3 separate regions of the Homo sapiens genome follow, and all the other regions are linked to region 3. The links are chromatin contacts, found by Hi-C or POLR2A ChIA-PET in ENCODE. All regions are on one chromosome and are shown on one strand. The core of a region is the stretch at or near the end of the contact, and the rest is flanking DNA. Distances in the headings are between cores, read along the strand shown. Region 1 holds the start of LINC02828 (long intergenic non-protein coding RNA 2828). Region 2 holds the start of KIAA0319. Region 3 overlaps LOC102724765 (a long non-coding RNA gene).

Region 1 (3,984 bases), core at 868-3,367, 280 kb after region 3:
TCTAAAGATGATAAATCAAGTACGTGGCAAAAACCGCAATTACTTTTGCACCAACCTAATAGAATAAGTATATTTAGAAACGCAAAGATAAAGGCCAGGCGTGGTGGTTCACGCCTATAATCCTAGCACTTTGGGAGGCCTAAGTGGGTGGATCACTTGAGGCCAGGAGTTCAAGACCAGCCTGGCCAACATGGTGAAACCATGTCTCTACAAAAAAAAAAAAAAAAAAAAAAGCGAAGATAAATACTAAGAACAGCAGAAAAAGGGAAGTGATAGTGTGCTAATTTTGTCAGTGTTCATAGTATGGAGTCAACTGGTTTTGCTTGAAGAAAGAGGATTAGGTTTATTATATAAACTTGTAGTTATAAGGTAACCACTAGAACAAAAATTTATTTCCCTATAAACTATTAGGAAACACACACATGCAAACACAAAGAAAATACAGTCCAGTAGAGAAGTGTTCAAAAAGTAACAACAACAACAAAAACCCAGAAAATATCATACAAAATTTGATACAGAATTAAGACCAAACTTATATGTATATGGGCTAAATTCACTGTGACAGACACTGTTGCTTACTCAACAGCCATTTCCCTGCTCCTGCCCCACTGCCTTATTTTGTCTGGGGAATGTACCCAGCCCTAGCAGATGAGTCATTATTAGCTAAGCCAGTCATAGCCATTCTGTGTCCTTCTGTCAGCCTTCCTTACATCTAAGAGTAGTCAGTTATATGGCAAAGAGATTTGAGGGGAAGTCTACTACAGGGCTACTGGGAAAGGTAATCTTTCGCCTGATAAGAGTAGCCCCAGAAGGATAAAGACTTTTACCCTGACTACCCTGTTTTCTGCCTTTGAACTGTGATGTTGGGAGCTGTGGCAGCCATTTTGAATTTATGAGTTAACAAGAATAAGGACTGGCAGAGCAGAAGGAAGGAGCCTAAGATCTGCTGACATTGTTGAGCTCCTGAATGAATGCCAGCTACCAAGTTGCAGCATGACTCATATCTTTACTTCCAACTTTCATTTCTTTCTTCAGGCTTATATTACTAAGAGGTCATGACTAATCTCACTTAACGAAGTATTCCTGTCAAAGCTTTTAGCCATTTGCCTTTGCAGACAGTTTAGACATTTTACTTGGAGCAGAGAATAGTTGATTTTGTGCTAAAAGTCTTCCTAGCAGAGACTCTTCCTGGCTTCAGATGATATCAATGACCTTAATGTTCAGCTTGTGGCATAGAATTCCAGAACTCTGGAAACAGCAATGCAACAACAGAAAATGATTCGGGAAAGAGCTTCTTTAAGGTCACACACATGGATTTCGTAAACGGCCCAGATTGTCTTTAGTTCTTTGTTATTTCTTTTGTTTTACAGATGCTTGAGCTTTTGTTAGTGAATAAGTATTACTATTGCTTGGTATCTTTTACCGAATTCGTATGAAATTCTTATGAATTTTTGCCTGTATGAAATTCATAATCTTACCAATGGGTTTTCTTTCTCTCCTCAAGCTTTCCTTCCATTCCCTTACTTCACATTCAATGAATTTCTTGTGTATGCCACTACCAAGTCTCAAGCTCCTACAATTATTCTAATTTCTACTTCTGTGTATTGGTACGCCATCTCTCCACCTTGCCTCCTCCCTCTCTGGGAGTCTTATCCCCCTCCTTTCTAAAATAAATTCATCTAAGGTGTTCCCAACCATCCTAGGCAAACCTTCAGAGGACTTCACTTCTACTTGGTCTTCCTTTATTCTCCCACTTCATTGGTTCCTTCCCCATTTACCTTCAACGCTACAACAGGTCTCCGTGGATAGTCATGCCCAGCCCCCAGCACACTTTCTGTGGGCTACCTAAGCTCTTAAATGGATGGTAAATGCCTTGGGGTTGCATTTGTTCTCTATCCACAATCTCATCTACTGCATACTTGGCAATGCGGTTTCCATCCTCCCAGCAACACTGAAACTGTTTTCTAAAAGGTCAACAAAGACCTCTTTTTAGTTAAATCCATTATTCTTTTCTGGTTTTTCTTTCTCTGTTTCTCTCTACAGCATTAAAAAGAAAAAAAAAAGATTTCTCATACCTCAAATGTTCGGCTTCCTTGGCTTCTGTCCTATTTGCTAGCAGTTCCTTCCCTTTTTATTGCCTTTTATTTCTCTTGCCATTCCTTTGCTACGTATTCCCTTGCTCCCTATTCTCTCTATCCTTTCACTCCAAAGTCACATTATCTTCCCTGTAGCCATTACCTCTGCGGTTAAAAAGGCCTGTTCTGTTTTCTTTTTCTTTTCTTTCTTTCTTTCTTTCTTTTCTTTTTTTTTTTTTTTTTTGAGATGGAGTCTTGCTCTGTTTCCCAGGCTGGAGTGCAGTGGCTCTGTCTCAGCTCACTGCAACCTCTGCCTCCCAGGTTCAAGCAATTCTCCTTCCTCAGCCTCCCGAGTAGCTGGAATTACAGGCATGTGCCACCATGCCTGGCTAATTTTTGTATTTTTAGTAGAGATGGGGTTTTACCATGTTGGCCAGGTGGTCTCGAACTCCTGACTGCAGGTAATCTGCCCTCCTTGGCCTTCCAAAGTGCTGGGATTACAGGCGTGAGCCGCCATATTTCACTGGGGCTGCAATTTTAAATTTTATTTTATGTATATATGTATTTATTTATTTATTTTAATTTTTTATTTTTTGAGACAGAGTCTCACACTGTAGCCCAGGCTGGAGGGCAGTGGTCAGATATCAGCTCACTGCAACCTCTGCCTCCCAGGCTCAAATGATCCTCCCACCTCAGTCTCCTGAGTAGCTGGGATTACAGGCGTGCACCACCACACCAAGCTAATTTTTTTGTATTTTTAGTAGAGATGGGGTTTTGCCATGTTGGCCAAGCTAGTCTTGAACTCCTGACCTAAAGTAATCTGCCTGCCTTGGCCTGCCAAAGTGCTGGGATTACAGCCATGAGCCACCATGCCTGGCCTTATTTACATATTTATTTTTGAGATGAGGTCTCAGTCTGTCACCCAGACTGGAGTGCAGTGCTGCTGTGATAGATAACTGTAGCCTGAAGCTCCTGGGCTCAAGCAATCCTTCTGCCTCAGCTTCCCAAGTAGCTGGGACTACAGATGCAAGCCACCATGCCCAGATAATTTATGAGTTTTTTGTAGAGATGGCATCTCACTATATTGCCCAGGCTGGTCTTGAACTCCTGGGTTCAGGCAAACCTCCCATGGCTGGGCTCTAGGCTTGGCTTTCCAAAGTGCTGGGGTTATAGGCATGAACCACTATGCCTGGCTGGTGCTGCAATTCAAAATCACCTCCCTTCTCAAACTAGCTCCCTTTCCCACTTTCCTGCCTGTGGTCATGGCATGGTCACTTTCTTAGTCACTGTCTTAGTCTGCTCAGGCTGCCATAACAAAACACCACAGACTGGATAGCTAAAACAACAGAAATTTATTTTCTCACAGTTCTCTGGGTCAGAAGTCCAAGATCAAGATTCTGGCAGGTTTGGTTTCTCCTGAACTCTCTCTCCTTGGCTTGCAGATGGCCATCTTCTTGGTGGGTCCTCACATGGCTTTTATTTTATTTTATTTTTTGCACCAGAGGCAGGGTCTCATTCTGCTGCCTCAGACTCCCGAGCTCAAGCAATGCTCCTGCTTTAGCTTCTCAAGTTGTTGGGATTACAGGCATGCACCACTGTACCCAGCAATGGCCTTTCTTTTGTGCATGTATTTCTGGTTTCTCTCCCTTTTCTTATAAGGACATTAATCATATTGGATTGGAGACCACTCTAATAACTTTTTCACCTCTCTAATAATTTTTTAACCTTAATCATCTCTTTAAAGGTCTTATCTCTAAATACAGGCACATTCTGAAGCATACTAGGGATTAGGATTTCAATATATGAATTTTGGGGAGGCACAATTCAGTCCGTAACAGTTACTCGCACCAAAACTTGGGTGTCCTCTTCACTTACCTCTATCATTTTCTATCCAGATATTTTACTTTCT
Region 2 (3,491 bases), core at 677-3,176, 370 kb after region 3:
ACATTTTCATACAATACCAAAATAGATATATTCATTAAAAATGAAAATAGATATTCATTACAGTGTCTCTGAGTTAAAAAGATGGTATAGTTAAACATTCTGGGCTAAGCCTGTGTGTGTGTGTATGTGCTAAAAATATGTTTCTTTAAAGGCTAATCAGCCAAGGATCGTTGGGGACAAAATCAGATTCATTGGCTTGATGCATTGAAAGAGTACCTGTGGAATGCCATGTGAGCACAGAAAGGAGGAAGTGTCTTTTGTAAAGATTTGGCTTCCTATTAAAGGATTCCAGGGAGAGTCTTGGAATCAGAGCTGGGATCCAGTTGGTTGCTGTTTCTGAGGCAGATTGAGAGAAAGGGGGATTAATGAGGGATTGGGTGCTGTCAGGAGGTGAAGGGAGTTTAGCAATTGGGTATCCCCAGTTATGGATGGGAATAGTAAAGCAAAGGTAGAAAGTAGTAGTCATTCAAAAATGGAACACAAGGAGTTGTGTTGTTTTGTACCTGCTGCGTGACTTCAGAGGAAACAACATTGCCTGTTAATTTTGCTTCTGACTTTGTCCTCTCAGCCTGATCATTGATCATTGGCAGTACTAACTTTTCCAAGTCCAAGCTGATTTTCACTCTTTGAGTCCTGGACAGGTTTTTACTCTTTAGTTTTTATTTATTTATTTATTTATTTATTTATTTATTTATTTATTTATTTATTTATTTTGAGACGGAGTCTTGCTCTGTCGCCCAGGCTGGAGTGCAGTGGCACGATCTCGGCTCACTGCAACCTCCGCCTCCTGGATTCAAGCGATTCTCCTGCCTCAGCCTCTCAAGTAGCTGGAACTACAGGCGCGGGCCACCACTCCCGGTTAATTTTTTGTATTTTTAGTAGAGACGGGGGTTTCACCGTGTTAGCCAGAATGGTCTCGATCTCCTGACCTCGTGATCCGCCCGCCTCGGCCTGCCAAAGTGCTAGGATTACAGGCGTGAGCCACCGCACCCAGCTGGTTTTTACTCTTTAAATGTGCATTATCTTATTTGATTCCCAGAATCATCCTATATGAATGCTATTATCTTCATTTTATAATTGAGGAAACAGGTTTATCTAGATTAGGTAACTTGTCTGAGGCTCTTCGGTAAATACGAGTAGCCAAGAAGCTTATTCATCAACAGTGTGTGACTCAGCCCTAAGCACTGCACTTATACCTCCTAGTAATGAGATGTGCGAGGAATGCCCTGGCTACCTTTTCTGCTCATGATATTATCCCTAGATGCTTTCGCATCTTTATTAAAACAGTAAAAATGCAAGAGTCTTCCACCCAAGTTTTCTGTGGTTTAGATTATCACGTTCCTCAAGATGCAAATGTCAAACTATACTGGGCATCCAGTTAACCTGCAAGGCCTGGAGGTGATGGGAGCCCCTCCTAGCACAGGTTCCCAGTCTCAGTCAGAAAGCACCTGCTCAAAATAGAAAGATAATTACAGAGTAGGGGCCAAAGAGACTCCCACTGGAAGAATGGAACTTGTGTAGCTGGGGTGACACAAGCTGGGGACAAGCTGGGGGACACATTCGCGAAGGGTGTTTGACCCAGGCAGTGCACCCACGGCTCCCTTGAGCCACCCTGGCCCGGGTGTTTATTTGGAAGGAGTGTTCATCCCCCAGACTGTTTAGGGCCACGGTGACAGGGAAGGGCTTGGTGAAGGAAAGCAGGTAGGGTATGAAGGCCGCTCAGGTTCACGAAAGACTTTTGCTTGGTCCCCTGCGGGGTGGGAGTGTGTCGCCCCGGTGCGGGTACTTAGAGCGCAACCGGGGAGCTGAGCAGGGGAGCTGAGCAGGGGAGCTGGGCAGGGGCGGCTGCCGCGCCCCACATCCCTGAGGGCGTGTGTGCGCGTGCGCGCGCGTCGCCGTGGTAACCGCGGCGGCGGAAAGGCGCTGAATCACTGGCGCGCGCTTTCCCCGAGCCTGCAGAAGCTGCCGCGGGCGGTGGGCGGGGATCCCCCGGGGGTGCAACCTTGCTCCACCTGTGCTGCCCTCGGCGGGCCTGGCTGGCCCCGCGCAGAGCGGCGGCGGCGCTCGCTGTCACTGCCGGAGGTGAGAGCGCAGCAGTAGCTTCAGCCTGTCTTGGGCTTGGTCCAGATTCGCTCCTCTGGGGCTACGTCCCGGGGAAGAGGAAGCGAGGATTTTGCTGGGGTGGGGCTGTACCTCTTAACAGCAGGTGCGCGCGCGAGGGTGTGAACGTGTGTGTGTGTGTGTGTGTGTGTGTGTGTGTGTGTGTGTGTGTGTGTAAGACCTGCGATGACGACGAGGAGGAACAAGTGGGACGGCGAGTGATGCTCAGGGCCAGCAGCAACGCATGGGGCGAGCTTCAGTGTCGCCAGCAGTGACCACAGGTACGGTATCTACTTCCCAGAGCGCCTGGCCGAGAAATAGGAAAGAGGGCAGCCAGTAGGCAGGCCAATACCCAACAAAAGTAGAATCGAGACGCCCTGAGTTCAGAAGGTGAGTTTCTTAAGATTCTTCTGGGCATTCAGGAAAGGGCATTTTTTGATTGCTGCACTGATTGTTGACTAGTAGGGTGGAGTCGGGGAAATTTGAGTGTCTTTTCCCAACCTCACGAATTGCATTTTTTTAGAAGTAAGGAATCGTTTTCTTTAAACTTCATTCAGAACTATTTATGTGATCTTTCCTATTATTTGCTAAATGCATTTTGTCTCTGTTCCTTACCATAACCTGAAGCTTAAAATCTTTCTCTTCTTCCCTTTGAATTCCCTCCAAGGAATGTCACAAATTAATCGGGAGGATAAACCTGAAATTTTGAGAGTTATCATCTTAAGGTCATTTGTTAATTAAATACAAGGAGGAAAAATATGATATACATACTCATGTGCACTTTTATTGCTGGTTTGTTCATCAAAACATTTTTGTTTGTCGGTGAAATGTTAGTATTTTTTCCACTGCTTGAATTGAAAAGTTGAATGATGTTTTTGATAGTAACAGAAAAAATAAATTGTAGACAATGTTCCCCCCCACACACAAGAATTTTGGAAGTAAATGTTGGTATTTATTTCTTTATTCCTGAAATACATGCTCACTTTCCAAATGCTTCAATTTATTATAAGAAGACCACAATTGTAGAGACTACTAAAGTTATGCCAAATCTAAACTTTTATTTTGTGCTTTTTTTAGTATTATTTTTAATTCAGATGAGGAAAACTGGAGGTGTCAGTTCAGTTATAGACGTAGGAGTCACAGAGAAAGGTGAATTCCTCTGTAATTTGAAAAAGGGAAATGTAAACATATTACCTAAGTACTCTGATTTATTTGTATTAACCATTTGTAATGCATTTGCATTTGTAATGCAAAATGCCGAGGCAAGAACTTAATTTTTGTTTCGAAATAATGAAAATAATTCAGCCAAAATCTTTATGAATTAAAAATAGCCAAAAGAGAGCTTTGGTAATGTATGAATGTAAAAGAATAGAGTTGCTGTTAAATTTTCT
Region 3 (3,507 bases), core at 943-3,442:
ATGGTAGCTACAGTATATTATCATACTTATTGACATCTTTTTCTTTTTTCTTTTTCTTTCTTTCTTTTCTTTTTTTTTTTTTTTTTTTTTTTTGAGACAGAGTCTTGCTCTGTTGCCCAGGCTGGAATGCAGTGGCACGATCTTGGCTCACTACAACCTCCGCCTCCCAGGTCCAAGTGATTCTCCTGCCTCAGCCTCCCAAGTAGCCAGGACTTACAGGCACGTGCCACCACGCCCGGCTAACTTTTTGTATTTTTAGTAGAGAGGGGTTTTTTTTTTACCGTGTTAGCCAGGATGGTCTCGATCTCCTGACCTCGTGATCCACCCGCCTCAGCCTCCCAGAGTGCTGGGATTACAGGCGTGAGCCACCGCGCCCCGCCGACCTCTCTTTCTAACTTTTCACTAGAATTAATATCTTTATACAATTATTAGCTATGTTCCTGATTATTTTCATAGAAAAGGCTGCTTTATGTTTGATCCTAGAGTATAAATCAAAGGGCATACGTTTTTTAAGGCTCCTAATACATATTGCTAAATCGCCTTCCTTGAGAGTGGTAATAATTTCTCCTGAGAACATTACAGTATGCCTGCTTTCTTAACAACTATGCCACATATTAGAGTATTTATGTTAAAAACATATGCATTTGTCAAATGTGGGACCATCTGGGCATCAACAAGAATAATGCTTGCAATAGATTAAAATACATCAAATATAAAAATCTATGAATTCCTAATGAAACACAAAACATCACTGCTCACCTTTGAAGGTTGCCGGACACTATTTTGTTATTCTAAATATATATTTTAAAGAGATTGATCACATATTTGTTCTTTCTTTTCTGTTTGAACTGTATTTCAAGCTAACTAAATAGATGATGAGAAAATCCCAGCTAATAGGTATATGAGTAACAATAAAACTTATACCATCACTATTTTGCAGTCCTCATGAAACAATGGATGGAGACAATGATCATCAATAGATATCCAAACTCTCAATGAAAAGTTATTGGGGAACTTTATAATAGAGGATTCCAACTGACATTACCTCTACCCACAAATCAATCTTAATATCATGATAAGTAGGACAGCTAGGCACGTGCTTCAGGATTTGATTAATATAGCATCATAGAGTATCACCTATTATCTTGCCAAAAATAGAACTGGGATTTAATAAAATCTAATCGAGATCTTACTACTAGTTTATAGGAAATGTAAGGAATACAAACAAGTTAAACATATTGGAGGAAGCAATTCGCGCAAACCAAAATGTGGAAAATTCTACAGGGCAAGTGATAAATTTTTTTAATAAATAAATACATTGTGTTTGTTGGAAGGGGTGAGGGGTATAATCAAACAATTGGTTAAGGAGCGTTCTATATAGAAAAAACATCTGCTTTTAAAAAATGGAGAAAGAAAAACTGGATAATAAAATCTTATTTATTACCTATTTGAAATCTAATAGTATTCAATGAATATCATATACAAACTCTTTTTTGGTGGTAGATTATTCTGTATATGAGTGGGTTTGCTTCTGTCAAAATTTAAAACATTTTCTTTATGTTTCTGATTTTCCAAGAGGAACGTATTTCAGTTTGCTCTTTTCATGTAAAGCATTAGGAAGAAGTCTTCTGAGCTAGCCAAGATACTGCGTTTGAAATTGCAAGGTCAGTTCAGGCACTCTGGGTAGTAACCATCAGGTGGCGCCGCTCTACAGCTTTTCTAAACCCAACATGAAACCCTTCAGACTTTGAAATAAGCAAGGAGGTAAGAGCAGTCACAGGAAACTGATACAGTCACCAAATACTTAAGCTCAATGCTATGGCTTTCCTAGGTGATATTACGAAATTGCTTGTATTTCTATGTTCATCCTACCTGTTGTCATCCCTCAGTACTTAGAGATTTTAAGCAGAAACGTGTTTTAACTATTCTACTAAGAACCAAAATATCAATGTTGAACTTCCAAGAGAATATTTCTGTCATAGGTGTCCTGAAGACTTTACAGAACTTTTCATTTTCCTTTTGAAACCAATGCAAGCCCACTGGGCTGTGCCAGGGTCCACACTCCCTCACTTTGCTGATTCCTGCATTCCCATCTGTCAAAAAACTGTTGTGAGCTAACCTGAGCTCCCACACCGCAGCTACCACTCTCCTGGGTCAAAATACAAGAACAGTGAATCACAACCTGGCCCTCTGGGCGTTTACCACTTGGTTACTCCTGAACAAATTAGAGAACAAGTAAGAACTAAAACTGAAGGGCACTGAATAGGGGTGATAGGCGTGGCCAGGTGAGACCAGAGGGCCGGAAGGACTTTGTGGAAGAGGGGACACCTGAATTAAGTCTTAAAGAAATGGGTTGATTTGAATACATACCAAAAGTAAGAAAATCTGGGGAGCATCAGCAAATGTGTGCATAAACTGCGAACTCAAAGCCTGTAAGCAGGCAACAGAAAAAAGCAGGCGATCTAGATGTAAGACAGTAAAAATGGGGGAGGACTGTGGCAAACAACCGAGCTTTTGCTCTGCCTAAATGGCATTTATGCCATTTTTCTTTTGAGACAGAGTCTGTCACCCAGGCTGGAGTGCAGTGGCGCAATCTCAGTTCAGTGCAACCTTTGCCTCCTGGGTTCAAGTGATTTTCGTGCCTCAGCCTCCCAAGTAACGGGGATTACCTGGCTAATTTTTGTATTTTTAGTAGAGATGGGGTTTCACCATGTTGGCCAGGCTGGTCTTGAACTCCTGACCTCAGGTGATCCACCCGTCTCAGCCTCCCAAAGTGCTGGGATTACAGGCGTGAGCCACCGTGCCGGTGCCACTTCTTTTAACACTGTTCCAGTCCCTACCTCCCCACAAAGTGTCTGCCAGCTGGCTGCATGCTGGTTTGCAATCTCTGGGAGAGGCTGGCTACTTTCTTTAGATCTTTTGTTTCCCTATGTTATCAACTTACCATGTCTAAGTGAAGCACCCAGAATGTGAATCCCCTAGAAGATATATACAATGAGAGGATCTTTCTCCCTAGGTTTTATTCCTGGAAATTTTTAGAAACCCAGAACTAAAATTGGAATTAATAAATTTTTCTAATTATGAGATAGAAAAGCAGAAGTAACAAGAGTTTGAAATTTTAATGTCAGAACTTTTTTGAAGAATGTTCATAATTATAGCAAGGGAAGAAGTGATGAATCAGTTAAGGGAACTTTATTATCGCCAGACACAAGACTTTTGTTGTGTGTTGCTTGTGACGCTAACTCCATCTCTAGTTACTTAATGTTCCCAGATTCGTGACTATTTTGTCATTCAAAGATCAAACATTTCATTTTCCTTCCTTCTCTTTCCTCTTAGGTGTTTCAGCAGCAATTAAGTCATGCTGTGGAATGCTTAAGTGCAGTAACAAATGTCATGAAAACTGAACATACAGCTAATTTTACTTCTCATGAATAGAGTTCCTGTGGTTTCACTTCAAGACTAATGGAGGGGATGCATTCCATCCTTATTCTCTACTTTAAATCGCTG

Evidence for each region. A loop is a pair of places that touch in the nucleus more often than their neighbours do. ChIA-PET counts read pairs that join two places held with the same protein, here RNA polymerase II (POLR2A). Pooled maps may share reads with other maps.
Region 1: a loop to region 3 is called in a pooled map, with 2.8 times the contacts of the local background. The contact joins the promoter of LINC02828 here to the enhancer-like site in region 3. A Hi-C loop is called at or near these places in 7 of 50 pooled maps. POLR2A ChIA-PET finds 5 or more read pairs at or near these places in 5 of 52 experiments (HCT116, MCF 10A, activated B cell and 2 more).
Region 2: a pooled map shows a loop between it and region 3 (3-fold over the local background). The contact joins the promoter of KIAA0319 here to the enhancer-like site in region 3. A Hi-C loop is called at or near these places in 5 of 50 pooled maps.

The regions. Positions count from the first base shown.
Region 1 is chr6:24,740,438-24,744,421 of GRCh38, reverse strand. LINC02828 (long intergenic non-protein coding RNA 2828) reads right to left here and starts at 2,117. Exons shown (of 3, transcript NR_183315.1): 1 at 2,076-2,117. RefSeq lists an enhancer at 808-897.
Region 2 is chr6:24,644,626-24,648,116 of GRCh38, reverse strand. It overlaps KIAA0319, which reads left to right and starts at 1,926. Exons shown (of 21, transcript NM_014809.4): 1 at 1,926-2,381. RefSeq lists a silencer at 1,872-2,081.
Region 3 is chr6:25,016,361-25,019,867 of GRCh38, reverse strand. The region is part of intron 1 of LOC102724765 (a long non-coding RNA gene); the gene reads left to right. It also overlaps a transcript of RIPOR2 not described here. Among named protein-coding and RNA genes, the nearest start is that of RIPOR2, 82 kb to the right of the region's middle. Within about 2 kb of position 2,192, at least 11 of the 41 ENCODE cell types and tissues checked have a DNase peak (open chromatin) inside an H3K27ac peak, as active enhancers do.